Regions from separate parts of the Homo sapiens genome. Here region 2 is linked to region 1. Evidence: read pairs that join two places in POLR2A ChIA-PET (ENCODE). Cell type or tissue: PC-9. All regions are shown on one strand. Each heading gives the region's core, and the rest is flanking DNA. Links, peaks and the distances in the headings are about the cores only. Region 1 has its middle 54 kb from the start of MFAP3. Region 2 overlaps GALNT10 (polypeptide N-acetylgalactosaminyltransferase 10).

The links. ChIA-PET counts read pairs that join two places held together with the same protein. Peaks named below come from ENCODE experiments on the same cell type or tissue, not always from the same donor. Only the 100,000 strongest peaks of a DNase experiment are listed, where the experiment ranks them.
Region 2: POLR2A ChIA-PET joins it to region 1 with 5 read pairs; 2 of 35 experiments call an interaction of 5 or more read pairs at or near these places.

What each region holds. Positions count from the first base shown.
Region 1 is chr5:154,086,704-154,099,880 of GRCh38, forward strand. No RefSeq gene overlaps it. Among named protein-coding and RNA genes, the nearest start is that of MFAP3, 54 kb to the left of the region's middle. In PC-9, for the core only: no CTCF peak of the experiment used is centred there; DNase peaks (open chromatin) are centred at 4,148 and 5,898; H3K27ac peaks cover 2,127 bases.
Region 2 is chr5:154,192,576-154,203,163 of GRCh38, forward strand. All of the region lies in intron 1 of GALNT10 (polypeptide N-acetylgalactosaminyltransferase 10), which reads left to right. Among named protein-coding and RNA genes, the nearest start is that of GALNT10, 7.1 kb to the left of the region's middle. RefSeq lists enhancers at 10,316-10,588, 10,389-10,518. In PC-9, for the core only: CTCF peaks have their summits at 4,968 (motif pointing left) and 5,172; DNase peaks (open chromatin) are centred at 4,996, 5,346, 5,766 and 6,476; H3K4me3 peaks cover 881 bases; H3K27ac peaks cover 3,438 bases.

The DNA.
Region 1 (13,177 bases), core at 2,567-10,566:
ACAATGGAAGGATCTTCCAAACAACTATAATATGGTCCGACAAATGCTTTTCCAGAAGTACACACAAGCGTGGGTGTATACGGCAAGTGCCAAATTCTGGCTGGGTGGGGCCCAGAGGAGCAGATGTTGGGCTTGAGACATGAGGAGTGAGTCTAGGTTTTAAAAATAAATGAATCATTCAATCAACTGTGTAGTTCTTGATCCTCATTCAAACACCTGTGACTTAAACATGCATTTGTGAAACAGAAACCAACATTCCTAAACTAACTGACATATGGTGTGTGTAACCCCCACTTTTTCCCTCCATATGTCAGTGACCAATAGGAAAAGGAGCTTCCCTCCTGTGGGGCTCCTTAATCCAAATGGGTGACTAAAGTGAGGATGGATAGGGAACTGAACCAACAAAGTGATTAGAGAAGGCACTAATAAGGCTCCTCACCCATACTAGCTATAGAAAAGGGGGCCCTATGCTTTACAATCTCTAAGCTTTATTCTTAGTGATGAAGCTAAGGTTTTCAAAATAATCCAGTGCCTTCTGTCTCCCATCTCTCTCCCAAACCCAGAGCTGGAGAGTAAGAGAGGCATGGACCTGAAGCCAGACCCCCTACCCAACCGTTGATCAGACTTCACTCTGGACAGATGAAAGGTTTGAGCACTTTCTGAGTGACAGCTCACAGAGCTGGCATGTTACATTTAAGCCATTTACATTTTGGAGCCTGTGAGTCTGTCAAAACAATGCCACCCCCTGCTGTGACTCTGGCATAATAACTGGCTTGTGCAGAGCAAATCTTGACTCAACTTCCATGTGACCAACCATGTGAATGTGTGCAGATTAAAAGACAGAAAGAAACGAGATTTTTATTATTTTTTTTTTAATCTTTAACAAATACAGGCACCTTTTGGTCCAGGTTTCCCTCTGATTCAATGTCATGCACTAGTAAATCTGGATCTGAGACAGCCCAGTTTATCTTGGAGTATTAAGGACTTAGTGAAGCAAAGAAAACTCATTCTAAGGGTTTAAAGGAAGTTAAAGAATATCCTGTTACATTTTCAGGTTAAGGATCCTAAATGCCTTATTCACTGGTATATTCCATGGATTTGCCCAGGGTCTGATGTGTAGAAGATGACCGACAATATTCGTTGAGGGAATCAATGTTTTCAACAACACCATCTCTACCACTCCACCCCCAAAACCATACAAGGTTTCCTGCCATTCATCTATCCCTGGTAGTGTTGTCATCCATACCGCCTCCTCACATTTCTTAGAGAGCTACTTTGGATGATCCATCCTCATTTCATTTCTGAGTAGATTTACATCTTGCAGCTGAACCATTCATTCACTCTTTCATCAACTCTATGTTGTGTGGAGGGCCTATTTGGATCAAACACTTAATTAATGACAAAATTACAAAGGTAAGAGGCATATGGAAAATACCTTTGATAAGACTATAGTCCAGTAGAGAAGACAGGAACATGGGCCTCTAAAATCTAGGGTATGAGGCTCGGAGGAGATGAATAAAGACCAACATAGGAAAGAGAGGGAAAATTCTCAAGGGAACCCTAATAAGGTGTTCAGAGAAATGGAAGATGTCTAATTTGTGGGTATTAGAGCTTGGGAGTGTGTATCAGTGAAGGAACTATAAGTTGGGTATGTGTGGCGCAGCTAGGAGAATTGTCCGTCCTGGGTTGCCCGAAAACAAGCTAGCTAGGACCAGGATCCCCCCTCCTTCTCCACACCAGAAGGGCTGCCCCCACACTCAGCTTTCTACAGGACTGCTGGCTTCCTTCACCTGGGAGGGAGGACTCTAATTTTCTATGCACCGTAAGATGAATTGCAGGACAGCTGGTGTCCCCACACTATTTCTTTACATGGTTGGCCCCATAATTCTGGACTGATAGCACCGAGTAGCCTATGTGTTCCACCCTCTTCAAAGACTGTTTTCTCACTTTTGGTCTACAAATGGGAGAAGAACAGGGCCCACTTGGTCCCTACTGGCAATCAGATCCTTACTGCAGGCCCAGAAATGGCTCCTCCCTGTGAAGTATAGAAGCACCAGCTTTGTAAGTTTTCCATTTCCTCAATAAACCTTATTCGTTGTGCCATGTCAATCAATTTAAACCAAACCATGATGCATCATAGGCAGAGATCCACAAGGGTCCACCTCATATGACATGGGCCTGGGGACCCTGCAGAGGTAGGCAGCAAGGGTATCCTGGTGTGTGCAGGGTATGAACTATCCTGGTGTGTGCAGGGTGTGAACTATCGTGTGTGCAGGGTGTGAACTATCGTGGTGTGTGCAGGGTGTGAACTATCCTGGTGTGTGCAGGGTGTGAACTGGAGGAAGGGGGAATATATTAGGTTGGTGCTGCAGTTTTTGCCATTGAAAAGAAATGGCAAAAACCACAAGGACTTTTGCACCAACCTAATAGTAAAGAAGAGGGGATAGTGTGCGCTAGGAGTCATGGGACTTGGGACAGCAGGGACGGCCGGAACCTCTTTTGGGCAAGGCCTTTGCAGCAGACATCTGTTGTTTCTGCTTGCCTGCCTTCTTCCCGTTCTATTGCTAATAGTACATCAATGTTTCTCTGAAGAAACTTCCTTTCCCATACCATGCAGTCTGGCGGGCCTGTTAGTGCTGGCCATTCTCTGGCCAAGGAAAGAGCTAATTCATGCCATGAGAACCTCTCAGGGATTTAAATCCTGAGCACAATCACCAGGAACTGAAAACCATGGCACAGACTCACCAGATGGAGTCCCTAGGGAGTGAGTCCATTCTTGCCCTGGATCCCTCTGCTAGCCCTGCTTGAGGTGCCCACCTTTCCTTTGATTCTGTCAGCCCCACAGTCTTCCACCAGGTCCCCTTTGGGCCTGAGTTAACTTGAGCCAATCCGCAATTTGCAAACAAAGAAGCCTAGTGGCCAGTCTTGAACACTGAAGCTCACTGAGTGAATGCCATCCCAGGGCAAGAGTAACATTAGAATACATGCCTGATGTCTGTATGGTACTGTGCAGTTTCCTCACACTATTAGAGATATTGAAAAGTCAGATTCAGAAAATTTGGGGCCATCTGGCTTAGTGCTGTGACCTCAGACTCCTGCTGGGGATGTTCAATTAGAGAAAGAGATGTGTTGGTATCAAGGATGGCTCTTTATCTTTCCAACTTTTCTGAAGCTTGATAAAGAAATCAAAATTCTGTGTGCATGTGGGTGTGTTTCTGTGCCCAAGTGTCCTTGGGTGGTATTCCAAGAAGTCAAGCAATTTATCTGTCACTGTCATTTGCAAGAATTGCTCTTGGTTGATAAGATTTAAACCCAGCACATCCTCCAGTGCCTGTTGACAACCACTCCTGCCTGGAGCTCTGCCTGGGATCAGTCTTGCTCTGATTCTGCTCCATACTTTACTGCATTGGGTCCTGGAGATAAGAGATACCTAGCATGATTCTCAGACGATGTCCTCTTGAGCAAAAGCCTTTAAGCTTCCAGCTCACCTGCCCACATTCAGGCAATGAGCTACACATGTCCATCCCTTTCCCAGATTCCTCTCTACTGGGTAGAAAGGAGGAAAGAACCACATGAATTGTCAGAAGCACAACTCCAAAGCCCTTGAGGAAAAGGGCAAACTGAAAAGTTGCTGGATCTCTAGCTACATGATCACTGGGGCTCTACTCCTTGGTTTTGTGTGTAATCAACAACAGAGAATTTTGTTCCTCACTGCAGTGGGTTTTGCCATCAAACATAGTTGTCTTAGAGTCCATTGTCATCTTACCAAAGATGCATTCTGTACAATGCATACTGGATAAGGAAATTAAATCCAGGCTAGGAAAGGCAACTCAAGGTCACTATTAAATATATGGTCTGATTAATAAGGACATTTTTAATCATCTTAGAATCTCAGAGCCAGAAGCAATTTTAAAGGCCATCTATTTTCCAATTTTCATGTAATCCCCTCAAATTAAAAAATACATATACATGGATATGCGCATATTGGATGCTTATAGGCACTATGCTAAGTATTTTATATGTATTCTGTCATTGATATACTCTGAATCCTTACAACAACCCTCTGCAATAACCACCATTATTCTCCATTGTACAAACCAGGAACCTGGGGCTCAGAAGGTTTGGTCATTCACCCCACGTCATGCAGCAAGTATGTAGCAGAGCCTCTTCAGAGAAGGTGTCCCTGTAGCTCCTGGCCAAACCTGACCTGCGTGTGTACCTTAAAATTTTCCAGTATAGCTTCAATAATTTTTTTTTTTATTTTTGAGACGGAGTCTCCCTCTGTTGCCCAGGCTGGAGTGCAGTACACGATCTTGGCTCACCGTAACCTCCACCTCCTGGATTCAAGTGAATCTCGTGCCTCAGCCTCCTGAGTAGCTGGGATTATAGGCACCCACCACCACTCCCAGCTAATTGTTTTATTTTTATTAATTATTTTATTTTATTTTATTTTTGAGATGGAGTCTTGCTCTGTTGCCAGGCTAGAATGCAGTGGCACAATCTTGGCTCACTGCAACCTCCTCCTCCTGGGTTCAAGCGATTCTCTGCCTCAGCCTCCCAAATAGCTGGGACTACAGGCATGTGCCACCACACCCAGCTAATTTTTGTATTTTTAGTAGAGATGAGGTTTCACCATGTTGGCCAGGATGGTCTCGATCTCATGATCTCGTGATCCACCCGCCTCGGCCTCCCAACGTGCTGGGATTACAGGCGTGAGCCACCGCACCCGGCTGGCTTCAATAATTTTAAATGGAGGGTTTAACATTAGAAATATTCAGATTTGCACCTTTCCCTGAAAAGTCAGAAGACCTGGCCACACTGGGCTGGCATTCCTACATGGGAAGAATGAGCTCAAGCCAAGTAGTAGTCACCCCTTCAGACACAAATCAGATCACTGCAATAACCTGCTTAGGCTTTTCAATGGCTCCTAATCACACTTAGAATAAAATCCAAAGCCCTCACTACAGCCCACAGGGTCAGGCCTCTGCCTGCTGCTCCACTCTCGTCTTGTCTGACTCTCTGCTCCCCCATGCTAGCATTCTCTCCAGTCCCTGTACTTAAAAAGCCCCGTCCTTCTTCAGGGCCTTTGCTCTTACTGTTTCCTCCTTTGGGAAAGCTATTTCCTCTAGTCTGCCCATGTCTGACTTGTACTAAGCCTTTTGCTTAAATACCACTTCCTCAGAGAGGCCTTCTTGACTCCTGTAATAAATAGAATAATGCCTACTCCCCCTCTTGAAGATGCCCACATCCTAATCCCCAGACCCTGTGAATGTGTTACCTTACATGGCAAAAGGAACTTTGCAGATGTGATTAAGTATCTTGAGATGGGCAGATTATCCTGAATTGTCCTGGTGAGCCTGATGTAATTGCAGAAGTTCTTATAAGAGGAGGGTGGGAAAGGCAGAGTGAGAGAAACAGATTTAACAGCAGATATAGAGGTTGGCATGATGTGAGGAAGCGGCCCTGAACTGAGAAATTCAGGTGGCCTTTAGAAGCTGGAAAAGTGAATTTTCCCCTCCAGAATCTGACCTTTTCTGTAATCCTAAAACTTCTCTAAAAAATAAAGTCTATGAATAGTAATAAGAAAGAGAGAAAAACATGCAGACCCCTTTGGTTTAAATCTGGGTCAGGCACTTGCAAGTTGGGAACTCTTAGGAAGGTTATTTAATCTCTCAGCCTCAGCTTACTCGGCTGTAATATATGTCTCTTTCTACCCACCCGATGGAGCTGTTGTGAAAAACAAGTTAATGCCTAGTGTAGTTCCTGGCATCGTGTAGCAAGCACTCATAAGTATTAGGCTTAGGGATGGGGGGGAAGTGGAGATGTTGTTTGTTTTCTGTAAACACTCAAGAAGACATTGAAATTTTACTTGCTGGGAAGCTGTTGCTCAGAACTGCCTGCAGAATGGAATGTCATGCAGAGAATCTTGAGCCTCCAAGAGGAATGCAGCCCTGAGACACCTTGGCTTTAGCCCAGTGAAGTTGATTTTGAACTTCTGACCTCTAGAACTGTAAGAAAATATGTTTATGTTGTTTTAAGCCACTAAGTTTGTGTCAATTTTGTACAGCAGTAATAGGAAACTAATACAACCACTTATTTTAAAATACTCCCTTCCCCATTACTAGTCTCAAACTTAACCGTTTATTAGTGTCCATCCATGCACTTACCACAACTTGAAATTATTGTATTTGATTGTCTGCTTGCTTAGTTTTGGTCTCTGTGACTGCTAGACTGGAAGTCCCAAGAGGACAATACTATGTCTTTCTAGTTCATGGCTGTTATCCCAAAATAGAGCAACTGTCCAGCAACTGTAGGAGCTCAGCAGATATTTACTGAATAACTAAATTGGTTATTAAATAGTTTGCCTCGCTATTGATTTCAGGTGCCCTCATTTGAGTATATTGCAAGTTGAAAATGTCCCTACTTAAAGGTGGAATTTATGCTTGAACTCAGCCAGGTGCAAGTATTTCTCTAAAGCATAAGAAACAATCAGAGATTTTAAGGAAATCAGGCAGCAAGCCCAATGACAAAACAGGCAATATTCCCAAGATAAATTCATGTTCTGTTTCTTACATGCTTGCTACTCTCAGTGTCACCAGGGAGCTTGTTAGAAATGCAGAATATCAAGCCTCACCCCAGAGCTACTGAATCAGAATCTGCATTTTAACAAGATGTCCAGAAAATCCATATGCATGTTAAAGTTTCAGAATTGCGGCACCACATATTTGATTAAAGGGAAGTGCTCTTCAGAAAAACGAGCTACAAGTATACCTTCCATGGGCAGATGCAGCAAGCACTATCAACCCCATCACAGCCTGAGTGAGCCCTGACTCAACGGCTCTATGCTGCCATATCCCATCACCTGCTCACTAGGCTGAATTCTCTGTGGAGCCAGACAAAGAGGTGATGAATTTTTAGGCACCCATAAGTTCAATCAGAACTAGGCTTGAGCAGGGGAAGAAACCCCTTCCCACCAATGATGGTGGTAGTGGTGGTGGGGTCTGGCTTTGTTGACTCCTGCCCTGCATTATTCTTCCAGGAGTGGAAGAAACTAGAAACTACTGAAAGCCTCTAGGTAGCTGGGTCAGGAGTAAGCCTACTGAGCTACTGCTACCCAGAAAAACCCCTCACACCACCCCATGTGTCCTACAATAAATGTTTGCTAAAAAAATGTGTTTGTTAGTGCAGATGGGACCCCCGTATGCATGGATTCACTATCTCTGTGCTTCAAAAAGCTCTTGTTAGTCCTTTCCAGTGGCCAACACTCAGTGCAGCATGTGGAGCATAATAGATATGTAATAAATATCTGTTGAATGAATAGTGAATCTACAGATGGTCTGTTGGGAAAACTGAGCCATACTGTTCTTATAGTACCTACCATTCTTCACCTGTATTGGCAAGTCCTTGTAGTAGCAAATATCAGAAACCCAACCAAAATACACTTGAATGAAAAAGAATGTACAGGTGCACATGAATACAGTTTGATTGTGGGTGTATATTATATCCTTATGACCTAATTTCTCTTTTTCATTTCTCCCACAAATGATCCTGTTCTCAGACACATTCTCCCTTGGGCCACAATAGAGCTGCCACTGCTCCTCATACCCTCTCAGCTTCAAATTTATGAACTCTCAATGCAGGTTTCATTGGTTCCCACTAGGTAACATTCTCATTCCTAAATCAATCCCCTGGGAAATGCAATTCAGTAATGGGTTTAAGTCTGGTCTTAGGTTCCGCACCTGCCGTATGGCAGTGGGGTGATGGCTATCCATGCTTGAACATTCCTGGAATGTTCTCCAAGCAAAAGCTCAGAGAAATGAAGGTCATGTTCAGGGAACAGTGAGGTCAGAATAAAATTGGGATGAAAGGCGAGGGTCAGATTAGGAAATATCTGAAACTTCAGCCTAAGTAATGTGCCTTCAAGGAAGCTATAGATTGTAAAAATTAAAAATATATACCAGGATAAACAAACTATGGTACATCCATACAATAGAATATTACTCAGCAAAAAAAAAAAAAAAAAGAAGAAGAAGAAGAAATGAGCTATCAAGCCACAGAAAGACATAGAGGAACATTAAATGCATATTGCTAAGTGAGAGAAGCCAATCTGAAAAGACTATGTACTACTGCATGCTTTTAAATATATGACAACTGGAAAAGGCAAATCTATGAAGACAGTGAAAAGATCAGTGGTTGCCAGAAGTATGGGGAGAGGAAGGAGGGGATGAATAGGTGGGAGACAGGGCATTTTTAGGGCTGTGAAACTTTTCTGTATAATAGTATAAGGTAGATACATGTCATTACACATTTGCCAAAACCCACAGAACGTGCAACACCAAGAGTGAATCCTGCTGTAAACTATGGACTGGGTGACTATGATGTGTCAGTGTAGATTCATTATTTATAATAAATAAACCACACTAAGGCAAGATGTTAGGGGAAACTGAGGTGGGGATAAGAGAGTATATAGGAACTATAATTTCTGCTCAGTTTTTCTGTAAACGTAAAAATCTCTAAAAAATAGTCTATGAATAGTAATAATAAAAGAAAGTGGGAGAAAAATGCAGACCACTTTGGTTTAAATCTGGGTTAGGAGCTTACAAGTAGGGAGCTCTTAAGCAGGTTATTTAATATCTCAGCCTCATGTTACTCAGCTGTAATATGTACTTATTAGTACCCAACTCATAGTGCTGTTGTGAAAAACAAGTTAATGCATGAAGCACCTGGCATCATGCAGCAAGCACTCATAAGTGTTAGGCTTGGGGGTTGTTGGGGAGGTGTCTTTTGTTTTCTGTAAACACTCAAGAAACCATTGAAATTTTCTATGCTGGGAAGCTGATGTTGAGGACTGCCTGTAGAATAGACTGTCACTCAGAGAAGTTAGGGTCAGGAAGATAAGTTAGGACATTATTCTGAGAGGAATGTGGACATTGCTGTAGAGATAGGGGAGGTAATGATGGAAGAAGTGTTGATTAATGGGGAATATGAAGAGGAGCCTTGGAAGGAGAACAGGGTGCCTTGAATGAAGACCAGAAATGTTGGGGTTTGGGGGAGTAAGCACTGGAATCTTAAACTGATGAAAGAACTGTCTGGATTACTGAGATCATTTACCCCTTCCTCTCCAGCTCAAGATAGTCTTCGTGGCTGACTGCCATACAAGAATCCTAACATCATTTCCTTTCTCCAAAGCAGAAAGTGGAGTTTTACACAGAAATTTACCTGCTAGCTACACTGCTGCCTTGACATTTTAAGTGGTACCTGCCCTTCTGCGTCAGACATTTCCCTCAAATGAGAAAGTGACAAGCTTCCCTAATGGGCGTTTGTTCGAATGTTCAACCAAGTGAGAACTCGGCTAGAGTGGGGAAATCTGGCGCCTGCTGAAGACAAAGGGAACATCAGCAACAAATATATTCAGAGCAATTATCTTGGGGACCTCCCACCCAGTGTCCCCTCCCTTAGCCAAGCAACATCTTCAGGAGGAAGGCTGAGCGCTGGCTGTCGTGCCTCCTCCCTGCCTCCTGCTGAGTCACCATAGCAAATTGCAGCAGACAAATAGAGCAGCCTCAAAATTGGCAAGATCAGGTCCTAGGGAGCACAAGCATTGGCCTTTTCAATTTGAAAATTTGAAAATTTCAATTTTTAAGACAAATTGGCATAAGACTCTCATAGAAGAAAGAACAGTAAAGGTCGTGTGGACCCATCTTGCTGTCCTGTGATTGAACCCCTTCTGTCATGTTGTTGCCATGTGGTTCCCTAGCTATGCTTCAAGCTTACATCCAGGGACAGGGAGCTCACCACTAAAACAGGGCTACCTGGTTAATTCAAGGGCTTAGAGCTAACCCATTAATTTTACAGCTGGAGAATTCAAAGCTCCATGAGAAAGTGCCTTGCCTTTAATTGCCAGATGAGCCAGGGGCTGACCTTCCCATGTATTCTAGAACCCCTCCTTGAGCACGTTTACCAGGCAGAACATGATGGTTAAAAGGTCAGGTTCTCGTGGTGTCTGGCAGACCTGAGTGCAAAACCAATCTATTGCCCTCGGTCAAACTATTTTTTCTTTTTAAGTTCCAGGAGTTTTTTTTGACTAAAATATAGGGACAATAATTGTACCTACTTACTGGTTTGTCATAAGGATTACATGAGAAAATGATACAGCATACTTATCATACAGTGCCTGACACATAATACACGAGCAATAGTGGCAACTACTAAATATAATTGGTACTAAATTTGCTTATGTTTACCTACCATTCCAGTTGAGTATTAGAAATCATATTTACCGTCCTGACCCTGGACTGCTCATTATTTTGTTCTGTGTAGATTCCAGGGTCTGAGAGAGAGCCAAGATGAATATGGCCTTCCAAGAAGACATGCTGACAAGAAAAGACTCAGAGTGCCCAGGAGCTTCCCCTTCCTACCAACCCTGCAGCCTGGAACCCTAGCCATACCTCTCCCTGACTGTGGACAGTACAGCCTTTGAGCTGAGCCAAGCTGCTCCCCTGGCGATTTCCATAAGAGTACCACTTATCAGCACCTTGGACAGCATACAAATGATTCTGCATCTCCAGGTAAGGCAGGTGTCAGTTCCTTGACATGATATAGGGTTGGTGGCAGCAAGAAGGGTTGCAGAAATCTTCTTTCCCTGTGACCAAATTCCTAGGGAAATTGCACATACAAGGGAATAAAGCACTCAAACTGAGAATAAAACCTCCCGTATGTCTGGTTTTTATTCTCCACTTCCCACAGAAAGCCCACTGCTTATTAGAAATTTGGGATACAAAAAAACAAATAAGGATGGTATTCATTCCAAAGAGAGTGATTGGAACCAAGTAGGTGCATTTCACAGGACTGGCTGATTTGCCAGCTCCGTTTCTCTGGCATTGTTACAATTACAGCTATTCTTGGGGATGTAATTCATTATGGACCCCATTATTCCCAAGAATCAGAGAAGAGCAAAAATCAAAGGTTTATCATCTGGCTGTGGCATGTAGAACACAGCAGGCTACCTGTTGGGCACATCCAGGTGGCAATCAAAAACCAGAGCTCAGGGACAAATACACATTCTGCTGAGCTCTTCCGTCTACCCAGAAGAAATGATGCTATTTGCATCAGGGAAAGAAGGTTGCTGGCCCTTCTGTCAGCCTTCTGAGCAATTTTTAGTCATCTGGCCAACAAAGGTTGAGCTGCTGCATGTAAAAAAGGGGGCATAGTCACCTTCACTCCCAGAGCTCAGAGGAAGAAGGACAGTTACTACTATGTGCCAGCATTGTGTTCAACATCTTATATGTGTAGGAGTGGTGTTATTAAATTCCATTTAGCAGAAGACAAAACTGAGGCTCAGAGAAGTTGTTTAGGATTCTTTCCATGACAGAACCCAATTTTGACTGGCTTAAATAAAAAAGAGAATACGTTAGCTCAAGTAACTCAAAAGTCTAGGGGTAAGTTGGTCTTCAGGTATGGCTGGATAGAGGAACTAAAACATGTCCTGGCAGTCCATCGCTTGCCTTGGCTTTCCTGTGTTGCCATCTCCACTACTTCCTCCCCTCTCTCCCTGGCCCTGTATATACACACACACCAACATAGGCTCTTGCTCTTGGTTGCAAGATGGGAACCACAAACTCTTGGCTTCATTCTTCTAGCCTAGCAACCCCAGTGAAAAGAGAGCTTCTTTGTCTCAATGGTTCCAGCAAAAGTCCCAGGACTCACACCCATTGGCCTGGAGTCAGTGAGGTGGGACAAGCACTGACTGGCCATGCCTGATTCAAGGACCCATAGCTGGAGCTGGGGGAAAGCCTAGCACTCCAATATCGCACTGGTTGAGAGATGGAGCAGGGTTATTTCTGCATGAAATTCGACTTGCAGCTTCAAAAGAAGGAGGAAAGGAGACAAGCAGACAACAAAAACCAATGTCCATTGTAGCCACCCTGCTGACAAGCAGCTGCATTCTTCCCACAGTCACATGTGTATCACTAGTGCACATTTGGCTTTATCAGGCTTCTGCTCTGGGACCATGCTATGCTACTAACAGAGATAATATTTTATGTTCCCAGTGGGTTCCAAAGGAGAAGACCAGAAAATTATGCTAGGTAATTGAGATTACAACCTGATACCTTCTCCAGATCAACCATTTTCCACCCTTGGGCTGATTGATAACCAGGAAGAAAGTGATCAGGGTTGTTCTGATGAAAGGACATATAACTTATTATCCTGCCCAAGGAACCCACATATAAAAAGTTGTGCCTCTACTGTGTTTAAAGTCTTACATAATACATTGAATTCAGAAAAAAAAATGACAAGGAATAAAGGACTATTTAAGCCACTATTCTTGCCATCAGGAAGTAAGGAATAATTAATTTTTTTCACAATAATAGCAATTGCTAAATGTGTACCAAGTGATTTACACATACAGTTGCTTCATGTAACCTTCACAACAATCCTGTGTGTGTCTAATATTAAAGTAGCCATTTGATCCAGGCTTGGTGATATTAAGTTGCTTGCCTGGTATCCACAGCTAGCAAATGGCAAACCCAGGATCTGAACTCAGGTGTCTCTGATTTGAAATTAGTGTTCTTGACCACATGCAAAAATCTGTATGAACCCCCATTCTTGCTAGGAGACAAGGTAGTTTCTTGGAGAAGGTAGCATTCGAGCAGTGTATCCATCAGAAACTTTTGGTTGTACATGACAGATTCCATTCATACTGGCTAAGCAGAAATATAGGAGTTGGTTTTTGTTGTTGTTGTTGTTGTCCTATGTAAGTGAAAACCCCAAGGAGAGATGGAACTGCAAGCACAGGCTGATCCAGGGTCACCTGATGTCTGCAGGGCTCACTCTCTGTCTCTCAGTTCTTCTCTCTTCTGTGGTTAGCTTCATTCTAAGGCAGACTCTCCCCTCACAGTGGCAAGATTACTATCAGTTTCTTGAGACTCATATTCTCCTAGCCAAGCCATCTCAGTAGAAAAATGGCATCATTATTCCAAGAATTCCAACAAAAATTCTAGACCTGAGTCTCACTGAACCATCTTGAGTCATGTGCCCATTCTGGTAGCCAGGGATACACTGATTGACCATCTCCAGAGTCAGAGGCAGCAGTTCGAATCAACTTCACTGGAAGCATATAGCATAGATGAGAACGGAGGAAGGTGTTTATATATTTGCTATTACCAAGAGAAGAGTA
Region 2 (10,588 bases), core at 2,589-10,588, 110 kb after region 1:
TCTTGGTCTGTAAACCATGATTATTGGTCCAGTTCTAACATTCTGTGATACTATCAGTTAATCAATGAGGAATACAACGGTCCCTTCTTTTTTTCTGTCTTGAGTCCAGAGTTCCTTGTAGCATCCCTAGCTGTGGAGGCTCCATACTGGACACAGCTCCAGGTCAAGGGGGAGTGTCCTACCCTAGTGCAAACTCTCCTTTAGAATAGCTGTAGCCCATTCTAAAATAGTGCTTGACATTCTGCCTCTGCTTGGAGAAAGACCTCGTATTTCATTTGCAATAGATGCCAAAGACATCCTGATTTTCATTTCTGTAGACCCAGATGGGTAGAGAAGGTCAAGGTTAACTGCCAGTTTGGCCTGAGCTTTCAAAGTAAATTACTCACTTGTGCAAGAGGGTATTGATAGAGTAAGGCAGACTTTTGGGCAGGGAGAGAGAGGGGAGCAACAGCTGGGTGCTGCTCAGAGCCCCTAACTGAAATGGATAGACAGGCTCATCTGGGAAGATCTAGTTTTTGTTCATTTCTTTTTCTCTGGAATAGCATGAAGAGGAGGAGGAAGAAGTGGTGAAGGGGGTTTGGGGGTTTGGGGGGAATACCAACTGATTATTCTTGCTTTAAAGAAAATCTCTTTGCTTCATGGGAGCAGCAGAATGGAGCTGTTTCCCCAATGATAAGCTCTTCTAGGTGCTACAGGATTCAGCATTCATCTGCTGCCTTTCAAGAACGCCCTGCCAAATTTCCACACAGCCCCTTTTTGTTTCACTCTCCCACAGATGCAGAGCACTGGGCTTGGCCCCCAGTCCGTTGTTTGAATGTCAGCTGGCCTTGAGGAAAGAGGCTGACTTCTCAGAGTGATGGTGTTCCATCCCTCATCCCAGTGTACTGGAACATACATGTAACATGCCAGGCTGCTATCTGGGAAATCTGGCATCTTGAGCATACAGAGCTTTTTCAACAGGGCTGACCAGTTCTGAGCTCAGCCTGTCATTCTTGTAATTGTTGAGAATCATCTTTGAGCATCTCGTTGATCCTTCTGGTAGAAATAACTGCAGAGGCTCTGGAGGGAAGTCTGACAGGACTTTATCCAAATGAAAAATGTGTTCCATATGGGTTTGAAAGAAGATTCTTTGAGAGTAACATATCCACTACTTGAGTAGTCCTCTAACTCCTTGATTTCTCCACTGGATTAAAGAACGGAGTTTCAAATTTATAGTGTTTATCATCTGCTAGAATGAAAGTCTACATAACTCATGCCAGCTCATCCTGGGAGTACCTCTGGAGCTGGGTGGGATAGCTGATTTATAAAGGACACATAATGCTTCTAGGATTTCAGCAGTCATCTGGTCAGACAGTTGGCTTCTTGGGAAGCTGCAAAACCAAGCAAGAAATGCCAGCCTTGAAGACATCTTCCTTTTAATTTGTGGGTCCCTCTCATTCCAAGCCCCAATCTGTTTAACATCTTGGTTTAATTCAACAGTCTGTTTCATATTCCAGGTTTGGGACAGGTTATTAAAAGCTCAAGTTAGAAACTCAGTGCAGTCTCTCCTCATTTCTGAGCCATAATCTCTTGTTGAAAAATGACTTCACTGGATAAATAGCATATGTGGAATAGAAATTGGTGGAATAATGGAATACCGGTGACTTTAATTTTCAAGTATCAGGATTTCTTTCTCATTGTGTTAGAGCTGAACTTTATTCTTAGAACATCCAGAAATCAATGTTTTTTTCTCTTTTTTCAGTCTTCCTGGTGGCAGAAGCCTTGCCCATCAGAAAGTTAAGTATAGAAATGTAGCCTTGGAACGATTTCCTTAATTTTCCACAGAAGGGCTAGTATCCTTTAGCTTGCTAATCACTCCTCTGTCTGCATGCCCAGGTGAAATCTGATGCCACTAGGGAAGGGTTGTTGATTTGCCAGAACAAATCCGGCTCCCTACATTCTTTCTGTCATTCTTGGCTTGCTGTCTACCAAGGAGTCCAGCTGAGGAAGGCCTGGGAACAGAGACCTGGCTTTTAGTCCTTTCTCCTGCCCTAAACTCACTGTGTGTCCTCAGGAAAGAGGTTTAACCTCTCTGGGCCTTGGATTCCTCATCTGCTAAGTGAGGCTTAGATTCAGAAGGGAAAAGGCAAATGCATATTGTAACGATGCTTCCCCTCCCATGGCCAGGGCAGACATTGCTAATCAACCTTTTCATTACTAATACCAGACTTGGGCTCAGACTGTTTCTCAGCAGGGCTACTCAAGTAGAGTTAACGACATATGGAAACTCATTAGCAATGTAGGGAATAGATACTGTGTTAGGGCTTTTCCAACTCTTACATCCTGAGGTTCTGTGAGTATGCTTGGAAACACATCTGAATAGTGATAGTATATTTAAACAGGCCTCTGTATCTAACTTGTAATGAGGCCACAACTTAAGGGTATGTTCATATTTGAATGTCTTTTCTCAGGCTGTAGTCTAAGGATGTTCAGCCTTTGATCTGTTGGTTCCAGTGACACGGTAACAGATAACGGAATCAGGAATGAAAAGCAAAAGCCCATTTAAAAGATAACCATCTAGCTTGCTAATTGTACCTTGTCCACAGTCAGCTCTTACACAGAGATGGCATCAGGATCTCCTCACTGAATCAAAAGCACCTTGAGGCAAACCTGGCAGCTACAAGTAAGCCCCATGGCAGCTAAATGCTCCTGACGGTGTTTGCAGAGGTTTCGTGTTTTACATATATCTGACCCTCTGCATCCCATATATGTGTCAGAACTGGTAAGGGAAGGCCTTGAATAAGAGTCTTGTTTCTCCAGAGAACCTTTCTCCTCATGCGCAGTGGAGTGGGGAAAGGAGGTAGCGCATATACACCTGAATTCCCGCAGCAAGAAGTGTATCATGGCCTCCCTGCTGGAAATGTCTTAAGGTAGGAACACATCCTCCTCTAGCACAAAGCACAAGATTTGGCTCTTGGAAGACAGGATGTGTTTGCTGAATGATTGAAATATATCAGAGCAGGCAGGGGGCTGCAGAAGTCATCTAGTCCAATCTCCTCAATTTGTAGGTATGAAAACTGAGGCCGAGAAAAAGGGAAACAAATTAAACAAGTTCCCATAGGGAGGAACGCAGATCAGAATCCATTCTCCAAGTTCTTGTTCTATTTCACCATGAGAAATTTTTTCCCTCCATATACTAATATTTGATCCTTCTCTACCATTATTTCTTTCAGGAGCCAAGATTATCACCCCAAATTTTGGAGGCCACTGCTTAATGAGACCAATTATCTGCTGGAACCTATCTGGCTATTTTTTTGTAGATCTATTTTTGTACATTTTCTTTCCAACATTTTATAGTGTTTTGTTTTTGTTTTTGTTTTTTTTTGAAACGGAGTTTTGCTCTTGTTGCCCAGGCTGGAGTGCAATGGCGTGATCTCGGCCCATCGCAACCTCCACCTCCCAGGTTCAAGTGATTCTCCTGCCTCAGCCTTCCCAAGTAGCTGGGATTATAGGCATGCGCCACCAAGCCTGGCTAATTTTGTATTTTTAGTAGAGATGGGGTTTTTCCGTGTGGGTCAGGCTGGTCTCGAACTCCCGACCTCAGGTGATCTGCCCACCTCAGCCTCCCAAAGTGCTGGGATTACAGGCGTGAGCCACCATACCCAGCCTCATTTTATAGTTTTAAAAGCAACTAAAATGGATTAAAATTTAAGGTGGCAAAGGGACAAGAGTAGAGGAATTAAAGGCTGGGAAGTACATGGCACCATTACTGCTATCCCTGACAGACAGAGAGAACTTGAGCCTAAGAACCACCTCAGATTCTCTATCAGTTGCAAGTAACAAAACAAATTGAGCCATGTGGGCTGAAATGAGTAAGGGAATATATTGGCTCCTGTGACTGTAGTTGGCTTCAGGTATGGTGTGATCTAGAGGTTTGTGGCATTGTCAGGGCTCGGTCTCCTTTCCTCTGGTTTCTGTTGGTTCTGACTTTCTCTGTGTGTTGGCTTTGTTCTGTTTTGAGGCTCCATGGCAGCAAAAAATGGTAATAGCTCTTTCAGACCTCAGATCCACACCTAGATCCTAGAGGAGAGGGTCTGTCTCCTCTGGTAGCTTCTACAAAAGACAGAGAACATCTTTTCTATAAGCTCTAGCAAGATCTTAGGTCTTACCGGTCTACTTTGGATCTAATGTGCTGTCTGAACCATTCGCAGATTTCAGGAGGAGAAGCTGTATTGATTGACTTAACGTACCCTAGAGCTAGGAGTGGAGTCAGGTTACCCAGATCTAAGAAGAGCAGTTCCCCAGAGAAGACTCTGGGTGCTGCTTTTGGGAAGAGGAGAAAGATATCTAGAGAAGAAGCCCACAAATATCCACTCCAGAGTCCTGCTGACACAGTGTTCCAGGCAGTAATCACTCCTTGGGGATGAGATTTGGTCCTGGAGAGAAAACCCCTTTGCCACCCTGGACCCATTTTTGGGCACCGAACCTGCAGTCTGGAGGTCTGTGTTCTCATTCCAGCACTGCCACCCCTTGGCTGAGATGATTAGCTGTGTGGACCTCAGTTTGTTGCTGAGGACGGCTTGGGTGCAAATGCTTGCCAACACACAGTGGAGGGTGGAGATAAAGAGCAATTGAAAGCTGTCTTTATTGAATCTTACTTACCCGTTCTGCCGCTGCCTTCCTTTCCCCTCACAGACGTCCCGAGAACTGTCTCCCCTGCCCCCATACACACTAAAAGTCAATTCATTGAAAATTTCTCTCAAGCTGAAAAAGAACTTCTGTCTCTGCAGCTTCCACGTTTTTTCTGCCTGGCCCTCTTAGCTGGAGGAGGTGGAGTGTTCATACTTTGGAAGCTAGAGGAAGCTAAACAATTCTGCTTGCTGTGGTGGGTGGGTGTGTATTTATGCGTGTGTAGCTTTCTCTCCATGTGTCTCTCTTCTCTCCCTCTTATCTTTGAATGGTTCCTGTTTGCTGCCCTCTGCTGAGTGTAGATAGGAGAGAAAAGAAAAAAGCAGGCCTATTTTTTTCCTTCCCTATGGCTTTAAGAGAATGCTGAGCTTCAGATGTTAAATTGTCTTCAGTTTTCTCAGGTGATGAAAGCCACAGCATAAAATGATACTGATCCAAAGAATGATGATGATATGGCTGATAATGAGGTTGATAATGTTAATAGTAGTAATAGCAGTTACCATTTATTTAGCACTTACTCTGCTAGGTCCTTTACCTGTACATCTGTTAAATATTGTTGTAACCAGGTAGGAAAGAAGGAGGGAACTGAAGCTCGAAGAGGGGCAGGTGCTTGCCCAAGGATGCACAGCCTGTAGTGGTGGAGCTGGTATTTGAACTCTGACCTAGTGCTGAGTCCTTAACCACCATACTTCCTCCATATCTGAGCAGGACAAAGGACCTGTCTTCCACCCCTGCCCGTTAAGCCCTTCCTGCAAGCCTGGACATCTGAGCAGGTGAGAGGGACCATTGCCCTAAGACAGCCTCTTCAGTAGCTGAAGTGGAGCACATAAGGTCATGTGGTGGTGGTGTGTGCTGGAAGAGAAACCTCTACCTCAGCCTCCTCCTGTCTCCGTTCCTCTTGGTTTGAGGCATGTGGGGCTGCGTATAGTGCTCTAGCTTTGGAGCTACACTGCCTGATTCAAAACCCGAGGCTTGGGCAAGCTTGACCTGTGTGCCTGGAATTCTTGGTCTGTAAAATGGTAGTAATGTTAACTGTGGCAGAGAGTTCTCTTGAGGGTTCAGTGAGTCACTGTGGGTAAAACCCCAAACACAATGCTTGGTACAGAACAAGTGCTTGGTAAACATGGTGATGCCGCTGCCTTTGTGAAGTGCCTCGCCTATGGCAGGGACTCAATTCTCTGTGGCTTCCCTTTGGCGGAGGTAGGGAGGGCTGCATAACATTGTCTTTGTCTAGAAGGTGAGCAATTCGAAGATAAGTGGTTGGCTTAACAGCACAGGGTTCAGAAGAACTGGAAGAAGCCAGGTGGGTGCAGTCTCTGATTATTGGAGGTGGGAAGGAAATTGTGCATGCAGAGGCTGCTCTTGGTACCCCTCTTCCTGAAACTTCGGAATGCGAAGCAATTGTTGGGGATGCCTTCTCAACTCCCACCCTGGGACAACCCAGACCCTCTGTATCCTTCTAGATTCAGCTCATAGCCTGCTGCCTCCAGGAAGTGTTCTTTGGTTACTCCAGCCCCCAGGGGTCACTCAAGGGTCTTAGCTCCTCTGAGCCTTGATTTTCTCATCTGCCTACTTAGATCAGAGGCCCTCTAGAAGATTTCTAACATCCTTCTTCCCTGCAGCCTTGCCCCTAGACCTGACTAACTCCTGCCAGGGCAGCCTAGGTTAGCATTCTTCCCAACCAGGGCCCGGAGACCTGTATATAAATCTGTCACGCAATGCTGTAATTGTTTTTAATCTGTCCAGACTGTCTGCTTCCTAAAGGCAGGAACTAACCTCTCTCTTGGTCACTCTTGTTTGCCTAAAATATTTGCTGAATGGCTGAGGGGGTGAGTGAGTAAGTGAATCATATGGTTGGTACTCAGTAACTGCTGGCTGCATGCTGGAAGCTTAGCCTTAGGAATGGTTCTTCTTGAACTTCAGGGTGCTTCACAATCCCTAGGGAGCCTGTTAAGGATGGTGACACCAGGATCCATGCCCAAAGAGCATGAAGGGGCTGGTTTGGGCTTGGCCAAGGATCACATATTTAACAAATCCTACTGAGGGTCCAACAGGGAACTCCTCTCCACCCACCTGACAGGAGACAGACCTCTCTTTCCCCAGGGACCCACTCCATTCTCCCCAGGAGTGCTTCAGGACCCGCCCTTGAACTTCTGTTCCTGGGAAGTGTGTTTATCTGCAGCTTCCCAAGTTGTCAATCAGCACCCACAGGGGAGCTCTGTGGTACTTTTAGCAGTGGCACTGTATCTGATGCAAGCAGATCAGGCTCCAGTTCAGGACAGGGATGGGAGGTGCACTTTGGAATCCCTCTCCTGTGGGCTGCGAGGATTGGCTGGGGCGGTAGAGCTTTATTTTCCTTTGATGCCCACAGTCTGCTGCTCTTCCAGGATGCGTGCTCTGCCTTCCTGCCATGGGCAAGGATGAGGTAGGTGCCTCTACGTGGGTGTTGGGCTGAACTAGGGGGTCTCTTGGGAAGGGTTAGTATTGTGGAGACCCTGTAAACCTCTCCCTTGTACTGGAGAGAGCAGAGGAGAGAGTGTGGAGTTGGGAACCAATGTGACCTGATCCTCAGGCCCAGCTCTGCCACTTGCTGGCTCTGTGCCTGACCTCTGGGGCTTCCTGCTCCTTCTCCTAAAATGAGCAAAGTCATCACTACTTCCTAGTGTCATGGTGATGATTAGATGAAATTAAATAACAGTTGTGAGGATTGAGGTACAGAGAGGTCAGGTAACATATCCAGGGCCACGCAGCTAGGAAGTGATGGAAACAGGATTCCAATCCAGCTGGGATGCTTCCTTCCGGTATCTGCGCCAGCCACTGACTGGATGGTCTGGGGCGAGTCTGTGGGTCTGCCCCTGCTCACAGGGACTTGCGGAGGCCTCAGTGGGAGGTTATCACTGAGACCCCCATGAGCCTGGTTCTTGTTGTTGGCTCCAGAAAGCTCTTTCAGCTGAATACCCAGGCAGCCGTGCCAGGGCAGGGATTATAGCAAGTCCCATGTGCCGCCTGGATGCTGCACTCGGGCAGCCTCTCACGAGCCCAGTTCGCCAGGGTTCTGTGTGTGTGTGTTTGTGTAGGTCTCCCTTGTGAGTTACAAATGTCAGCCTCCTCTGAGAGGCGGGCTGCTGAGCAGAGGGGCCGACAGGGGCTCCTGGAGGGAAGGGGGTTTCTTCGAGGGAACAGGTTGGAAACATCTGGCAGGGGTGTGTGTGTGAAAATTACGTCCTGCTGCTAAAGCACATTGTATGTTCTCAACTGAAAACTGTTATTTTTTGCATGTTTCCTCCTGAGTATTGATCAGAGTCAGCTGCTGAGAGTTAAAATGTGTATGTGTGTGTGTGTGCCTATTTGTGAAATAACCAGTTTCTAAATTTGGTACCTAACTTCAGTGAAAAGTTAGTAATTCTGTTCTTGGAGAGCCAGGATCTGTCATTTGGATTTGTGGTTATTTTATTAATAATAAACTTTAATGGCTATTTCATTCAGAGAGCTTCTTTTATTAATTTCTTTGACCTTTATGTATTTTTAATCACCTTACCTGTATACTTTAATGGAAGTTGCAAACTGGTGGCCTGTGGGCCAGATGCAGCCCAGAGATACGTTTTGTGTGCCTTGAACAGTGATGGCCCATAGATAGTTGGGTTTTTTAATTTTTAAATGTTCATATGTTACCAGTACCTAACCATGAGAATATTTCCTATTTTAAAACAATTCTATACTAATTTCTGTTTTTTTTGTTTTTGTTTTTGTTTTTTTGTTTTTTAATCAAAGTTCAGCTGCTGAGTTCAGGTTCAAGTTTTGTAAGAATTTGCTGGATGTGGGAACAGCTGTCTCCTCTAGACAGACCCTAGCTCTCCAGTTGGCCACCACCCCTGCTGCACTTAGTGGTCTCAAACCTGGGCACTTCACCCTTTCACACAACTGGCCAGGCTGCAGGAGACATTCGACTTTGGGAGCCCTCCTTTATGATATGCAAATTCCCATAGGCTTTTCCCAGTTCTGCCTCCACCAGTATCACGGTGGAGGCAGGGCAGGGCTTACGGTCCCCACTTCACAGATGCAAAAACTGAGGTTCAAAGAGCATAAGTGACACGACTAGTACCAAAGCCAATAAGTTGATGCTAATCCTTCTGTCTCTAAGACTAATGTACTTTTCAGAGAAAAAAAAATAATTACTTGGAAGTGTAAGTATATAAACCTTAGGCTCTGACAGACTCACTTATGTTTATATTTAGATGATTCTTGCTCTATCTCAGCTCAAGAAACCATTTGCCTTGCTTCTGTCCATTTCTAGGTATCTGAATTTCAGGTCTACCCTGTCTAATAAAGTTTTGTTGTTGTTGTTGTTGTTGTTTTTAGCCATGTCAGGGGCTGCTCTAGATTTGTTAGAAATGATGTAGGTACAGGCCAGGCGTGGTGGCTCTCACCTGTAATCCCAGCACTTTGGGAGACCAACATGGGCAGATGACGAGATCAGGAGTTTGAGACCAGCCTGGCCAACATGGTAAAACCCCGTCTCTACTAAAAATACAAAAATTAGCCGGGTGTAGTGGCGCACTCCTGTAATCCCAGCTCCTCAGCAGGCTGAGGTAGGAGAATCATTTGAAGCTGGGAGGCGGAGGTTGCAGTGAGCTGAGATCGCACCACTGCACTCCAGCCTGGGTGACAGAGCAAGATTCCGTCTCGAGGAAAAGAAAAAAAAAAAAAGAAATGATGTAGGTACAGAATCCACCTTGTTTTCTGCCTGTGCTTCCTGGCATGTCGGGAAACCCCAGAATGTATCTTCCTATTATTGGGGAAGTGTTAGGATCCATTAAATGAGAGTGAAGACAGGTTTCCCAGCAGAAATGGTACATGCTCCACTCCCTGGTCTGAGGGGACCTCACAGGCACCCAGGAGGTTTCTAGAAAAGAGAGAACCTGGATGAGAACAGCTTAGGTCCCCCCAGAGGCAGCTGAACATAGCCACTCATGTCTCTGAGAGTAGGGTTCATTGCCGGGGCAGGAGTGGGGGTCCCTCTGCCCGCCATTTCAAGAACCTTCCCTTGGAGGCTCCAGGTGGCTCCTGGTGTGGCAGTGGGGCATGGAGTGTGGGGCACAGCTCGGTGTGGTGGCCAGGAGTTAGCTTTGTCCTTGAGCACTGGCTCCACAGCAGAAACAGCAATGATCATTAGTTTATTGAGCTCTTACTGCGTGCTATGCACTGTGCCCATCTCAGTTCATCAGCACTGTAATCCCAGGGAGTGAGTGCCCTTACTGTTGTCATTTTACAGATGGGAAAACTGAGGCTCAGGAAACTTAAGTCACTTCCCAGGCCTATACAAGAAACAAGTGGTGGGACTCAAACTCAGATTTCTGACTCTCCAACTTGTGCTCTTAGCTACCATGTTTTATTGACTCCTCTGGGCAAGTCTTTTAACGTCTTTTGGCCTCCATTTCCTCACCTGTAAGTGGGAATAATACCTTCTTGGCACACGAGCAGAGTCAGTTTTCCCACCCATAACTCTTCCTGCCACCCCTCCCTCGGGGCGGTTGTCAGACACTGGTGTGGTGTGAGCTATCTTTCCCGCTAGGGTGGGGCCTCTCTGCTTGTGGGGGTGGGGTCTCCCAGCAGAGTCAGCCTGGGGTGTGCCTCTCTGCTTCTCCCTTTCGCAGCCTAGACCCCCCTCGCCTGCTATTCTGCACTCTGCCCTGGCAGCAAGAGAGGCAGCTGAGGGCTCCTGCCATCCAAGCCCTGCCAGGGAACAATGGGGCACGTTAAGAAGGCTGCCAAGTGCCAAGCCAGAGGTATTAAAGGGACATTTGATTAGTTTTAACTCTAATTGTCAGGCTTTTGCTTTCTTTTGTTCTCTGTAGCAGTTAAGGGCGAGGGGAAGCCCCGGTGTGAGTTTCCTCCCTCTGTGACTTGTATGGACTCTCTT